2 separate regions of the Homo sapiens genome follow, and region 2 is linked to region 1. Evidence: chromatin contacts called from ENCODE Hi-C or POLR2A ChIA-PET data. All regions are on one chromosome and are shown on one strand. Each heading gives the region's core, a stretch centred on a gene start or an enhancer-like site at or near the end of the contact. The rest is flanking DNA. Distances are from core to core; before and after follow the strand shown.

The links. A loop is a pair of places that touch in the nucleus more often than their neighbours do. ChIA-PET counts read pairs that join two places held with the same protein, here RNA polymerase II (POLR2A). Pooled maps may share reads with other maps.
Region 2: a loop to region 1 is called in a pooled map, with 5 times the contacts of the local background. The contact joins the promoter of GMPPA here to the promoter of WNT10A in region 1. A Hi-C loop is called at or near these places in 2 of 168 maps with a recorded cell type or tissue (both naive thymus-derived CD4-positive, alpha-beta T cell), 2 of 37 single-sample maps with no recorded cell type and 11 of 50 pooled maps. POLR2A ChIA-PET finds 5 or more read pairs at or near these places in 1 of 52 experiments (activated T-cell).

What each region holds. Positions count from the first base shown.
Region 1 is chr2:218,876,190-218,882,170 of GRCh38, reverse strand. It overlaps WNT10A (Wnt family member 10A), which reads right to left and starts at 1,319. Exons shown (of 4, transcript NM_025216.3): 1 at 1,063-1,319; 2 at 1-10. The coding sequence starts at 1,175. RefSeq lists silencers at 1,244-1,383, 1,404-1,613, 1,834-1,893.
Region 2 is chr2:219,496,201-219,502,181 of GRCh38, reverse strand. GMPPA (GDP-mannose pyrophosphorylase A) reads right to left here and starts at 3,291. Exons shown (of 13, transcript NM_013335.4): 1 at 3,244-3,291; 2 at 2,167-2,226; 3 at 1,964-2,061; 4 at 603-706; 5 at 145-331. The coding sequence starts at 2,206. It overlaps SPEGNB (SPEG neighbor), which reads right to left. Exons shown (of 5, transcript NM_001286811.2): 1 at 5,965-5,981; 2 at 5,700-5,827; 3 at 5,066-5,373; 4 at 4,321-4,462; 5 at 3,895-4,131. The coding sequence starts at 5,827. The coding sequence ends at 3,993. The region is part of intron 1 of ASIC4-AS1 (ASIC4 antisense RNA 1); the gene reads left to right. RefSeq lists enhancers at 3,222-3,411, 3,416-4,233, 4,234-5,051, 5,052-5,869, 5,870-5,981 and a silencer at 4,242-4,321.

The DNA.
Region 1 (5,981 bases), core at 70-2,569:
GGGTGCTGACCTGCAGACATATGGGGTGGAGTGGGTACGTGTTTTGGGGGGACCAGGAGAGCCCCATCTAACAACACACACTCTGTCCCAACGGCCATAATCACTCCCTCTTCCAACCTCTGCTTCTGAAGGTTGGGCCCATCAGTACACTCCTACACATTCCTCTCTCCTTGACCTCCTCACAATCATCCTGCCCAGTGCAACTCACTCAGCTAGCTGCACACCCACACAGGTAAGCGTGCAAATGCACACACATCCACCATGCTTGTGGCCACAGTATTTCCTATGCACATCCCCAGGAATAGATGCCCATACACACAGGGTTCCCCACAAGCCCACTCCCACAGATATGTTTCAGTCACATTCACATAGACACACTTCTGCACACATTGTGGTGGACACACAAACCCAACCCCAGCACACTTACGCACATGCACACTTCATCAGACATAGTTACAGACACACACACAAAGACACTCCCATTTACACATGTGTTCATCTTAACATACATTGACCCATGAGCTCTCACATGCACACATGGGCACACATACAAACTACTGTTTACCAACACAGTTTGCTGGGATCCTGGGCTCGATTGAAAACACACACACACACACACACACACACACAGCTCTTGCAGCTGCAGTCTCTCACTGACCCCACCTGGGCTACCCCCTTCCAGCCTCCCAACCCCTGCCCCTACCTGGGGCTGAGCTGCAGGAAGGAGTGAGGCAGCTTGTGCTTACTCCTGAGGTGGGGGTGCATTCCCCCAACAGGGCAGGAACTCCAGACTGGCACTTGCTCCCCCCCCACACACACCTCCCCTCCTAGTTGCCATCATGCTCCTGGGCACTGCCTTGTCTCCCTGGACTGCCCATATCCTGTCACCAGTCCAACCCCCTCCTATGAGGGAGCTCACTGCCTTTGGTTGGGCACCAGCACTTTCCTATGACCCTGTCCCTCCCTTCTTCCAGGGTCCTCTACCCCAGCAAGAGCATCAGAGGCCCCTGCAGGCCGGGGTCCCAACTCTCTAGGAGGGCGGAGCATGAGGTGAGGGCTCACCTGGGCATGGCAGCAGCCAGCAGCAGTAGGAAGAACAGGAGCACCCAGAGCGCTGGCCGCGGCTGGGGCTGGGGTCGGAGCCGCAGCCAGGGGCGAGGGTGGGCGCTGCCCATGGCGCGCAGGCCCTGACGGGCTGGGAGTGGGGGGCTCACAGCCCAGTGGGACTGGAGAGCCAGGGGCGCCGGCGCATGATCGGCGGGGGGTCGGGGCGGCTGCGACACACAGCTCCGACTCGGGTCAGGGCTCCCGGAGCAGACGGCGCCCGCCTCCCCGCTCCATGGGGCAGCACCCCCGGGCACCGCCCTCGGGGGGGGCGGGGGGTGAAGAGCGGGCGAACCGGGCACCTCCTGGCACAGGGGTCCGGGGAATTTCCCGAGGCCCCCCCGCGACAACTCCCGGTGCCTCTCAAGGGTAAGGGGGGCCCGGAGGTGCAGCGGGCTGGGGACGGGAGGCTGGGGTGCCGGGGAACCCTCCAGCGCAGCGCCGGGAGCCTGCGCTTCCGAGGGCGTGCGAGGCTGGCTGGCGGGGGCGGCGCTGTCTGTGTCGGGCCCCACTGCCTGTAGAGTAAGTGACTGTCCCGGCTCGGGGAGCTCTGCCGCCTTCCCTTTCCTCCCCCCACCCCCCCGCCATTTAGTGTCTCAGGGCTCTACCCCACGTGACGTCACGCGGCGGGGCGTGGAGGCGTGTACGAGTCCCGAGGCCACTGCGTCCGCTGGGGACTGGGGGTGGGAGCGTCCCTGCTGAGGGCAACAGAGGGAAAGGTGTTGGGGTCTGTGCGCGCGTGCACAGGAAGATGCCTGTGTGTGGAGCGCGCTGGGTTGTGTGGGGGATATGTGTTACCGCGAGGTGTGTGTGCCTGGCAGAGACGCAGCTGCTGGGGAGCGCCCCCATCCCACCCCAACACACACACCTGCAGGGGCTGGAGGGGAGGGGCTGGCCTCTGTGTTTCGCCTCCTCCGCCAGAGGAGGGACTTCCCCCAGGCCTGCCTGGTGTGAGGCAGGTGTGGGCTCCTGCAGAGGAGTTTGGCAGCCTCTGGTTTCTTCTCCCCTTTGCTGTGTGACCTTAAACAGGTGCCTCCTGCTCCTGCTCACGGAGACCTCCTCTGCCCCTTTGCGGAATGCGGCTCATGGGGACCACCTTGTCTCCTCAGTGAGCCCGGGGAGGCAGCAGTGTCAGGCCCCCAGAAAATGCTTGCGTAGGAGCGCCCGGGGTGGCACGTCCTGGGAGGAGGCGTTAGAGAGACTTTTAACCCTAGAAGTGGCCGTTGAGATAGTTTATTTAGCTCCCCTTTATTTCACAAGAAAATATCGAGGCTCAAAGAGGTCACACAGCAAATTAGCGGAAGAGCGAGAACCGAACGCAGCTCTCCTGACTCCCAGCGCAGCAGCTGCCTCCCCAACACTGAGTGTTGCCTGCCTGTGCCCGCAGATACTCTCAGTCTTGTCCTGGCCCTCCCTGGCCCCACCTGCACATGGTCCTCTAGGAGGTCCCTAATACCAGCCTCCTGGCTCAGGTCTACTTCTCGCTGAGATCTTCCTGTCCCTCCACCCCAACTGAACACTGGGCCCCTCCTCGATATAGTGCAAGTGTGCTGGGCCCAAGCAAGGGCCTGAGAGCCAGAGGGCAGGGGAAAGGCAGCTCTGCCGTCTGTTTCTGGTGCTAGCCTGGGCCCTGATAGTGGATCGTGCTCCTGCCCTGTGCCCTCGGCATCCTCCTCTGTAAAATGGGCACAAGCCTTTACACAAACATGCCCCTCTCTCTGAAGAGAGCCCCTGCTGGCTTAGGAACAAAACTATGGGAGCCTCTGGGCTCAGAGACAAAAAAGGCCCATTCCTGGAATTGCCCATCCCTGGGGAACTGAAGGAGGGGGTGGGGCCCTCCTTGTCCCCAGACTGTCAGGTGGTGGGGGCGGCCTGAGCAACAGCAGGCTGACGGCATACTCCCCCCTCCTTTCCCCCTCATCTCTGCCGGCAGCCACCGCAGCTGTCAGGAATTAAGGGCTTGAGGCTGCTGGGGGTGGGGGTGGGGCAGTGGGGGGGGAGCAGTCTGGCTGGACTGCAGGAAAACAGCCAGGGGCAGCAAGCAGACTGCGTCAGCTAGAGCCTTATTTGACCCCAACTGCCCCCTGCCCTCCCCACTCTCCCTACCATGCTGCAGAAACGGGGACAGCTTGGGACTAGCATTTGGGAAGGGTAAGCGGTAAGGGTAAGGGTGGGACCAGACTCAAGACAGGAGACAGGCACCAGCCCAGGATGAGAGAGGACACCAGCAAGCTGGAGAGTCATATTCTTATTGGCTGTTGGGGAAACTGAGGCCCAGAAAGAATTAGGAACGTGACACAGGGAAGGGACTCATAATCAGCTTACAGATGTCCTTATTCCCCATCACGCGCTCACACTAGCATTTCCCACGCTTGATGCAGCACAAGTGTCCCCTGGGGTGGGCCATTGTGGGAATGCGGATTCCAGGCCCCATGAAGTTGAATCAGCCTTTCCAGGGAAAGGCCTGGGTGTCTGTCTTTCTAGCTAGCATCCCCAGTGATTCTGGTGGGGACTCCTTTTGGGAAACGCTGCTGACCTGGTTGAGGAGCTGATTTAGTTTCCTTTGGCATCTCTCTGATGAGGGGGTCTCTTTTCTTCCCCACCTCCACTGTCTGTGAAATACAGAGGTGCAAAGGAGACCGAGAAAACCCTTTCTTAAAAAAAAACAAAAAAGCCTCCGGAGGCAAATAGTGATACTGAGGCTTGCACTCAGGCGTGGCTCTGCCCTGGTGTCAGGAGGGTCTAGGAGTGCCCAAGTCAGAGCACTTCTCAGTGAAGGGAGGGGAGAGTCTGTGTTGGTCCAGAGCCTTGGCATGTATGTAGGTGAGGCCCAGAGACTGTCTGCCCCTGGGGTCCCAGCCCCAAATGACCCACACCATGGCCAAGCCCCTATCAGCACCCCCTAGTCCCCACCCTGGCCCTGCCCTGGGCCCTGGCCCTCAGCCCAGCCCCAGCCCCCGCAGCCGCCGCCTAAGACCACAATTACAGGGGCCACTGGGGGGCGGGGGAGCACTGGGGATGAAAGGCAGCTTGGAGAATGGTTCCAGCTGTGGCAGCTCTGGAGAAGGTCACAGGGAGGAAGGGCCGGGGAAGCATGGGGGTGAGAACAGGTGGGACCCTCACAGCCCCAGCCTAGCCCAGTCCAGCCCCAGCCCAGTCCTGGTGCCCAGCTGGAGAAGTTTGTCTTGCTGAAGAAGAACGCCAAGGAGCCACAGACCAATAAGGAGGCTCTTCATTCCATTGTCCAGGCCTCAGAGGCCACCAACCCTCAGCAAGGTAAGGGGGAATGGCTTGCTGCTGCAGTCTCCCCAAACTCCCAATGTGTTTGGTCATTGAAAGGGAAGGGAATTGTTCCCCGAGCCCGTGGCCTCAGGCTGATCCTAGGCCTTCCACTCGGCCTCCTCACCCATCTGCCTGTGTTCCGCCTGTTCCTGATGTGGTCACACACACATCTGGGGTGCCTCTTTGCACTTCCCCCATCTCCCCAGTTCCACATGTCCCCTGCCATTCAGCCAGCAGGGGACTTTGATGGCTCAGACTGCCTGAGGCTGAGCAGCTGGATGAGCAGGGGTGGGTGGTGGTGGGAACTCTACTTCCGGCCCCTTCCCAGGCAGCAGGGCAACAGCACAGATCTATCTCTGGGCTCAAAGAAGATAAGGCTAGAAGTCCCAATGGTGCCTTCTGGTAATCACTCCCACCCTTCATAGAAGGCAGTGCCCAGACGCCTTCAGGGCTTGGTAACAGAAGATGGACCAGTAACATGTGGCCAGCAGTTTAAAGATGGAAGTGCATTCTCACAATGTGCTAAAAAGCAATCAGGGACCCCTATTAGGTGATAGGAAGTGCTCAGATAGGTTAACTGACTTGACCAAGGTCAAGCTAGCAAACAAGGCATTTTTCATTGTACCATACAACTTCCTCTGAATTCCTTTTAACCTGCCTAGAATGGTGCCAGTTCATGCCACTTCCCCAGCTTCCCTCCCTGGCATTGTGGAGGAAGATGTCCAGCATCTTCCACCCTATCTCACCCCCTGCAGGACCCAGCAGTGGTAGAGTCTGGGAGGCTGGCATCCCAGCCCTAGGTCTGGGCCAGCCCAGACGTCCCAGACAGTCTGGAACCCTAGAAGCTTGACCCAAGCTGTCTGTAGGTCTCCTTGCTTCCTTTCAGTCCTATCCTCTCCTGCCCACCACTCTCTGAGTTTCCCAGATGTCCTGCAGGTCCTGTCTGTCGCTCCCTGTTAATAGAGAAGCTGGGCTCCGCATGCCCTCTGGTGGTCTCTGAGAGAAGTGCAGGAGTTTGGGTTTTGGGCTTGTTTGGTTTTTTTGTTTGTTTGAAGATAAGAGCAGAGCTTTGGGGAAGGCAGATCTGTGAATATAAACCTTGCCCTCAGGGAGCTTCATTTCTCCTCTATGTGGACCATAATGTATTTCCACTGTCTCCTTTGGTAAGTTAACAGAGTTTCCTTTGGTCAAGGAGTTCTAAGTCCAAATTCTCCATGACTTCCCTGAGGCCCAGACATTTGACCCAAGGGAGCCAAGAGGAGGCAGAAAGGAAAACCCTGGTGCCTCAACCTTCCCACTGCAGCCTGACACCCCTCCCCACCATGAGCCTTGAGGATTGAAGCAGGCTAGGTCACCGAGTGAATGCAGGGGCATTGCGGGGGAAGGACAGGGGTCCTGGAAGCCACGGTGAGGGTCTGTCACATCCAGAACGAGCTCCCTTTCCTTCTGTTTCATTTGAAGGACTGTGCTTTGCTCCCTGTGCCTGCCCCACCCCCCTGTGGTTCTAGAGAGGCTGTCAATCCCAGGCATGGTAGTACATCTCCCTAGACACCATTATTGGTTCAGGAATAGGCAAATGACCAAGCTGAACTAAG
Region 2 (5,981 bases), core at 2,042-4,541, 620 kb before region 1:
CATGCTGCCAGAGCAGCGCATCTCCCTCCTGACGCCAGCTCCCACACCAACTCCCGGGGCGCCCCTGCCTCCCCAACACCCTGAATTCCGGGAAGCTCTTGGGATCACCTCCTCTACACCCTCCAGCCCTCCTGACCCCCTCACCGTAGTGCCAAGGAGTAAGAAAGGGTGACGCTGGCGTCGGTGGGCTTCCAACATAGCACTCAAGGGGAAGTCGGAGCAGACATCAGCATTGAGCACGAAGAATGCCTCGGGGCTCCCAGCCAGGATCTGGTCTCGAAAATGGTAAAGACCACCCCCTGTGCCTAGGGGGGCAAATTCCTGCAGGTACCTGTCCCCAGGGACCCGAGAGCCAGCTCAGTGGATCTTAGGAAACAGATACCATGAGCCAGGGCACCTGACCGCCACCGCTTGCTCCCAGGACTACTCCTGCCCAAGGCCCACAGAGAAACTCTATATACTCAGAGATTCATTGATGTCCAAACAAGAATCCTTCTAGTAGGCGAGGATGAACTCCAGCAAATGCTGACTCAACCCACTTCCAAGAACTCAGAGGCCTAGGGCATCCCCACCCCCCCATATACGAGTGTGTGCACAAACACCTGACTGGAAGGTTAAACTCCTGCTGGGCGGCTTCTAGGAACTGGGTGAGGGGCTCATCAGGTTGGTAGAAGCCAATGAGCAGAATCTCCTGCATTCCAGGGACCTGAGGACAAGGGAAGAGGCTGGGATGAAGAATATCTAATAGGAGGGGATGTTGGGGAAATCCTTGGTGCTGGCCCAAAGTCCAGAAACCAGTTTCAGTCTCAGCTGTGGGGCCCCAGGGCACTCACCACTCTGGGCTATTTTCTCCTCTGGACAATGAGGAATTTGGAGGAAGTCGGAGGCCTGATCTTTTTTCGTTTTGTTTTATTTTTGTGAAAAAGGGTCTCGCTCTGTTGCCCAGGCTGGAGTGCAGTGGCATGATTTTGGCTCACTGCAGCCTCCACGTCCTGGGCTCAAGCGATCCTCCCACCTCAGCCTCCTGAGTATTGAAGACTACAGCCATGTCACCACCTGCCTCAGCCTCTAGAGCAGCTAGGACTACAGCCAGGCCATCACATCTAGCTAATTTTTAAACTTTTTGTAGAGAAGGGGTCTCTTGATGTTGCCAAAGCTAGGCTAGAACTCCTGGCCTCAAGCGATCCTCCTGACTCGGCCTCAAAAAGCGTTGGGATTACAGACATGAGCTACCATGCCAGGCCTGATCTTTCAATCAATTATTACCCCCACCAACCTGAACTGGGACTCACTCTAAGAAAGACTTTGCCTACCAAGCTGCATTAATCCATTTCCACCCCGCCCCCTCCCCCCCGGCCATTTTTATTATCTGTCAGCCTAAGCTTGAGATCAGCATGAGGTAAGGGTACCATTTATCAAGGGTCTGCGTTGTACTAGGCATTTTACAAATATCATTTCTAAGCTTCACCACCCAACAAGGTAGGTCTAATCACCCCCATTTTACACATAAGGAAACTGAGTGTCAGAGAGGGTGTGTTATTTGTTGCAGACCTCACAGCAGGCAGAGACTGAATTCAAACCAAAACCTTGCCTGGCTCAATACGAAAAGCAATAAAGAAATGAGCAACAATGTGATCAAGGATATGAATTTGTGCTTGGTTATCATTAAGAGTCTCCATGCTACGGCTTTACATTGTCTCCAAGATCCTTGCCTGATCTCACATTCCACACTTTAAAAATAGGAGTGAAATCTGAGCAGGAAGAGGCCAGATGAGAAACTAGATTAGGGGAAGACAGCAGGGCAGCTGCACAGCATAACTTGAGGGGGCGCCATTCACATTGTCATCTGTGAATGATGGTCCTTGGAGTTATGCCTGGTGGGAAGAGTTCATGGTTGGGAAAGGGGGAAACAGCATGAAGATAAGCAGGAAGTGAGGTGAGAGAGGGGAGCCCCTGAGGTTACCTGGGCACAGGCTTCAATATGGTGTTGGATCATAGGGACCCCTGCCACAGGAAACAATGGTTTGGGCACCTCAAAAGACAAAGGTCTGAAGCGAGTTCCTGGGAGAGGAGAGAGGAGAACATTTCGGCCTCCTGCCTTCCTCTGCCCCCATCCCGCCTACCACTCCAGCCCAACCTCCTCCCCCCATTCCCCTGGCACCTCACCCTTTTGAGGGCCTCCAATCAGGATCACCGCTTTGAGCATAATGGTGACTGCTACCTAAACTTCAAATTCCAACAGAGAAATCAAGCTCAGATCTCCTACCCCAACCAAGCCCCAAAACCCAAATAGCAACACTTAGCCCTCTCCCAAGATGTAAACCCAAAGCTCAATATAGTCTCTGCCTGGACCCAACACCTCACAAATCCCACACATCTCAAATCCCAGCAGAGAAATCAAGCTCAGATCTCACACCCCAACCAAACCCCAAACCCCAAATAGCAGCACTTAGCCCTCCCCCAAGATGTAAACCCAAAGCTCAATATAGTCCCTGCCTGGACAGAACCTCACAAATCCCACACATCTCAAATCCCAACCCAGATTCCAGTCGGCCTTCAAACCTCACAGTGATTCCTCCCAAATTCTGAAATTCACACCCCACAATTTGATCTCTAAAAGACTTCCCTCTGGCCATGAACAAATTCTGCAAATTCAGAAACCTGGCAGAGACTCCCTTCTCAGACCCAAACCTCAAAATACTGAAGCCTCAAATTCCCAAAGTGTTGCGTCTTCATTCTAGATATTAAGCCCTGAACCCCAATAGTGAACCCTGAATATTGGACAGCAAACCCTGAGTGAGCCTCAGATATTTAACTTAAATCCTGAACGTAATCCCCAAGTACTGAACTAACACTGATCTGAATTTGAAGAACCCCTAATCCCAGCAAAAATCCTCTATATGCTAAACATGAATCCTAAAACTAACCTCTGTATGTTGAACCCCAAATCAAAAGACAGGTTCCCTTGGCATCTCAAACACTGAACCTATTGACCCCCCTCCAGTCCTAATACGGACGACTGGGTCTAAATCTCTGGATTCGGAGGATTGATTGATTGCTGACCCTCTGAACCCCACAACTGACTCTGTCCAATAAACCCTGGCCTCTCATTGCCAGGGATTGTGGGACCAACACAGGGGCGGGCGCACCGAGGGCCAGCCAGGACCTCGGAGCCCGCTCTCCGTCTAGAGGGTGTCCCCTGCCCCTTACCCCTGCCGCCACCCCTCCACCAGCTCCCTTTACCACTAGCTCCCTTCACTCCAGCTCTGCCGCCCGCTACTGCAAGCTCCTTCCGCGCACGTGTCTTCTCGCAAGTCGCGAGAACTCATTCGCAGGGTCTGCCGGGAATTGTAGTCTGACCCTTTACCCGCTTTCTAACTTTATGGGAGAGGAAAGAGGTGCTGAAGTCCAGGGGTGTGACCAAGGGATCGCGGGGCGGGGTTAAATGCGAAGAAGGGTGGGGCCTGAGAAGCCCAGCCTGGAACTTAAGACTGGGACCCGAGCTGTTGGGGAATCGGCCTCGGGGCAGCAGCCGAAGTGAGGAACTGGGTCCCACAGGAAAACGGGACTAAGGACAGCAGGGGTGTGTGGCCAGCCCTGGAAGGGGCGGGGCCAGGGGCAAACAGCCACAAGGGGCTGGGGCTGGAGGCGCTCAAAAGCGGAGAAGGCGGAGTCCCAGGCCCAGCCGGCGGTACCGCTGGGAAGTGAGGGCGCCTTGGACGGCGAGGGCAACTCTTATCAGTTTGACTGTCTGAAATGCAGCACGGCGCTAGGCGCTCTCCAGACCTCCCTGTGACTCCAACAGGCTGTGACCTTGGCGTGGGGGTCTGGAATACGTGTGGGCGCTGGTGCGGGGGAGAGGGAATGGCGACGCGGAAGAGCAGGACAGACGCGGAGGGTCAGAGAGCAGCTTTATTAAGCAAGCTGGTGGAGGGCTGTGGGTCCCACCACCCCCGGGCTCGGCGCCAGGGCGGAAGGTCCGGGGGTGCCGTTCAGGCCACGTCGACGCGAGCGAAGCTCTGGTCCATGCCCAGGCTGTTCTCCACGTACACCTCGTACTTGCCGCTGTCCTGAGGCGTGGCCCGGCGAATGGTCAGCGTCGTGGTGGTGCTGCCGATCTCGAAGAACACCCTGCGGAAGGGCGGCGGGGAGGAGGGCGGAGCCGTGGTCAGTACACGGGCGCACTGGGCGGGGCTCCTTAGCCAGCTCTGTTCCTCGCTGCCCAGTCCCCGCCCCCGTCACTCCAGCCAGATTTCTGGGCTCAGTCCCACCCAGGTTCCAGCCCCAGGCCCTGGCCGTGCCGCAGGTCCCGGCCCTCGCCTGTCATCCTCCTCGATGTCCTCCCCGTCCTTGGTCCAGCCTACGTCGGGCGCAGGCTCTCCCAGGATCTCCGCAGTCAGCGTCACGGTGGTGCCTTTGCGCGCCTTAGTGTTGTCGGGTCCCTTTTGAATCTTCGTCGGGACTAGCGGAAGGAAAGGGGAGCGAAACCCCGTGAAGGACCCGGAGATGAGGCAGGGCATCACCTCACCGGCTAATACCCGGCACTAAATACAGATGCATTTAAACTCGCAGTGTGACGTTGAGCAAATCATTAGCCTCTCTGGTTTCATCTCCTTGGCTGTTAAAGGGACTTATCCCTGCCTCTCCTACTTCTCGGGGTCGAATAGAGGATCAAGAGAGATAAGGCGGGCGAAAGCCCCTGAATGTTCACACATCTCGCGGTGCCTCAGAGACCGCTCCGGGTAGTGGAAATTGCCAGAGTTGGGAGCCAGAAGACCCGGGTCCAACCCTGGCTCTGCCTCTGGCTTGCTGTGTGACCTTGGGGACCCGGAGCCGCGTGATGGAAGTCCACAGCTGACTGCTCAGCCCGGGTGGAGCTGGATCCCGAGGTAGGGAAGGACGCACTTGGCTGGCGCGGCGATGCGCCCCAGGCCGTGCCCAGAGCTGGGCTGGCGGGGACCCTGTAGCTAGGCCCAGAGGTAAACACGCGCAGCTGGACCGGGCTGCGGGCTCTGGCTGAGTGGTGCTGGTCTGCGCCCTGGCGCTGCGCCCGGGGCGCGCGTACCTTCCACGAGGATGCGCGCCGAGTCGGAGCACTGGCCGAAGGGGTTGGTGACGTTGATGCTGTACTGGCCCAGGTCTGCCAGCTCGCCGTCGCGCACCACCAGTGCCACCACGTCAGGGTCCTCGAAGACGTAGCGGTACTTGGGACCGTCACGTAGCTCCTTGCCGTCCTTACTCCAGCGGATGAATGGGTCCGGGAAAGCCGAAATGCGGCAAGTGAGCTTGGCCGCGCTGCCTTCGATCAGCACCACGTCCTTCAGCGGCTCCAGCACCCGCGGCGGCCCCTTCTCGCGCAGCTCCTTCCGGGACCTACCCGCGGGCCGAGTCAGGGCCCAGAGTTCCTAAGACAGGCCCGGCCACAGCCCTTACCGCGAGCGCACCATCTCCTACCTGCCCCCTGGACCGGCCAGACCCCTAAACGTGTGGCTTGGTAGGGAAGAGGACTGCTCCTGAACTGCTGCCCTGATAGGATGATGCATTCCTCCCGGCCACTCCCCCATACCTCAGTAACGACCCTCCCCTGAGACCACTCATTCTAAAGGCTCCTGACGCTGCTCAGCGCTTACTCAAACCCTACTCAAGAGTGCGCTCTCTGCAGCTCCCTTCCTCCACAGGGCTCCGGGGTTCCCTCTCACCTGTGGCCCCGGTAAGAGGCCTGGATACGAATGGCCGCACTCTGGACCTGTGGGTCATTGATGTCCAGGGTACATCCAGGAGCTGGGGCCACAGCCACTGGCTTTTTGGCAGGAGCTGCTTTAGACATCTGGGGAGTGGGCGACAAATATGGGGGTCCAGGTTGAGACAGAGGCTCCCACCTTCAGCCCTTTTCCTCCCTGGTCAGAACATTCAGGGAGATGGAGGAATGGGGGTGTCTGCGGCTTCTCTGAGGATCAGACTCACCGTGGAGGGGTTGACCT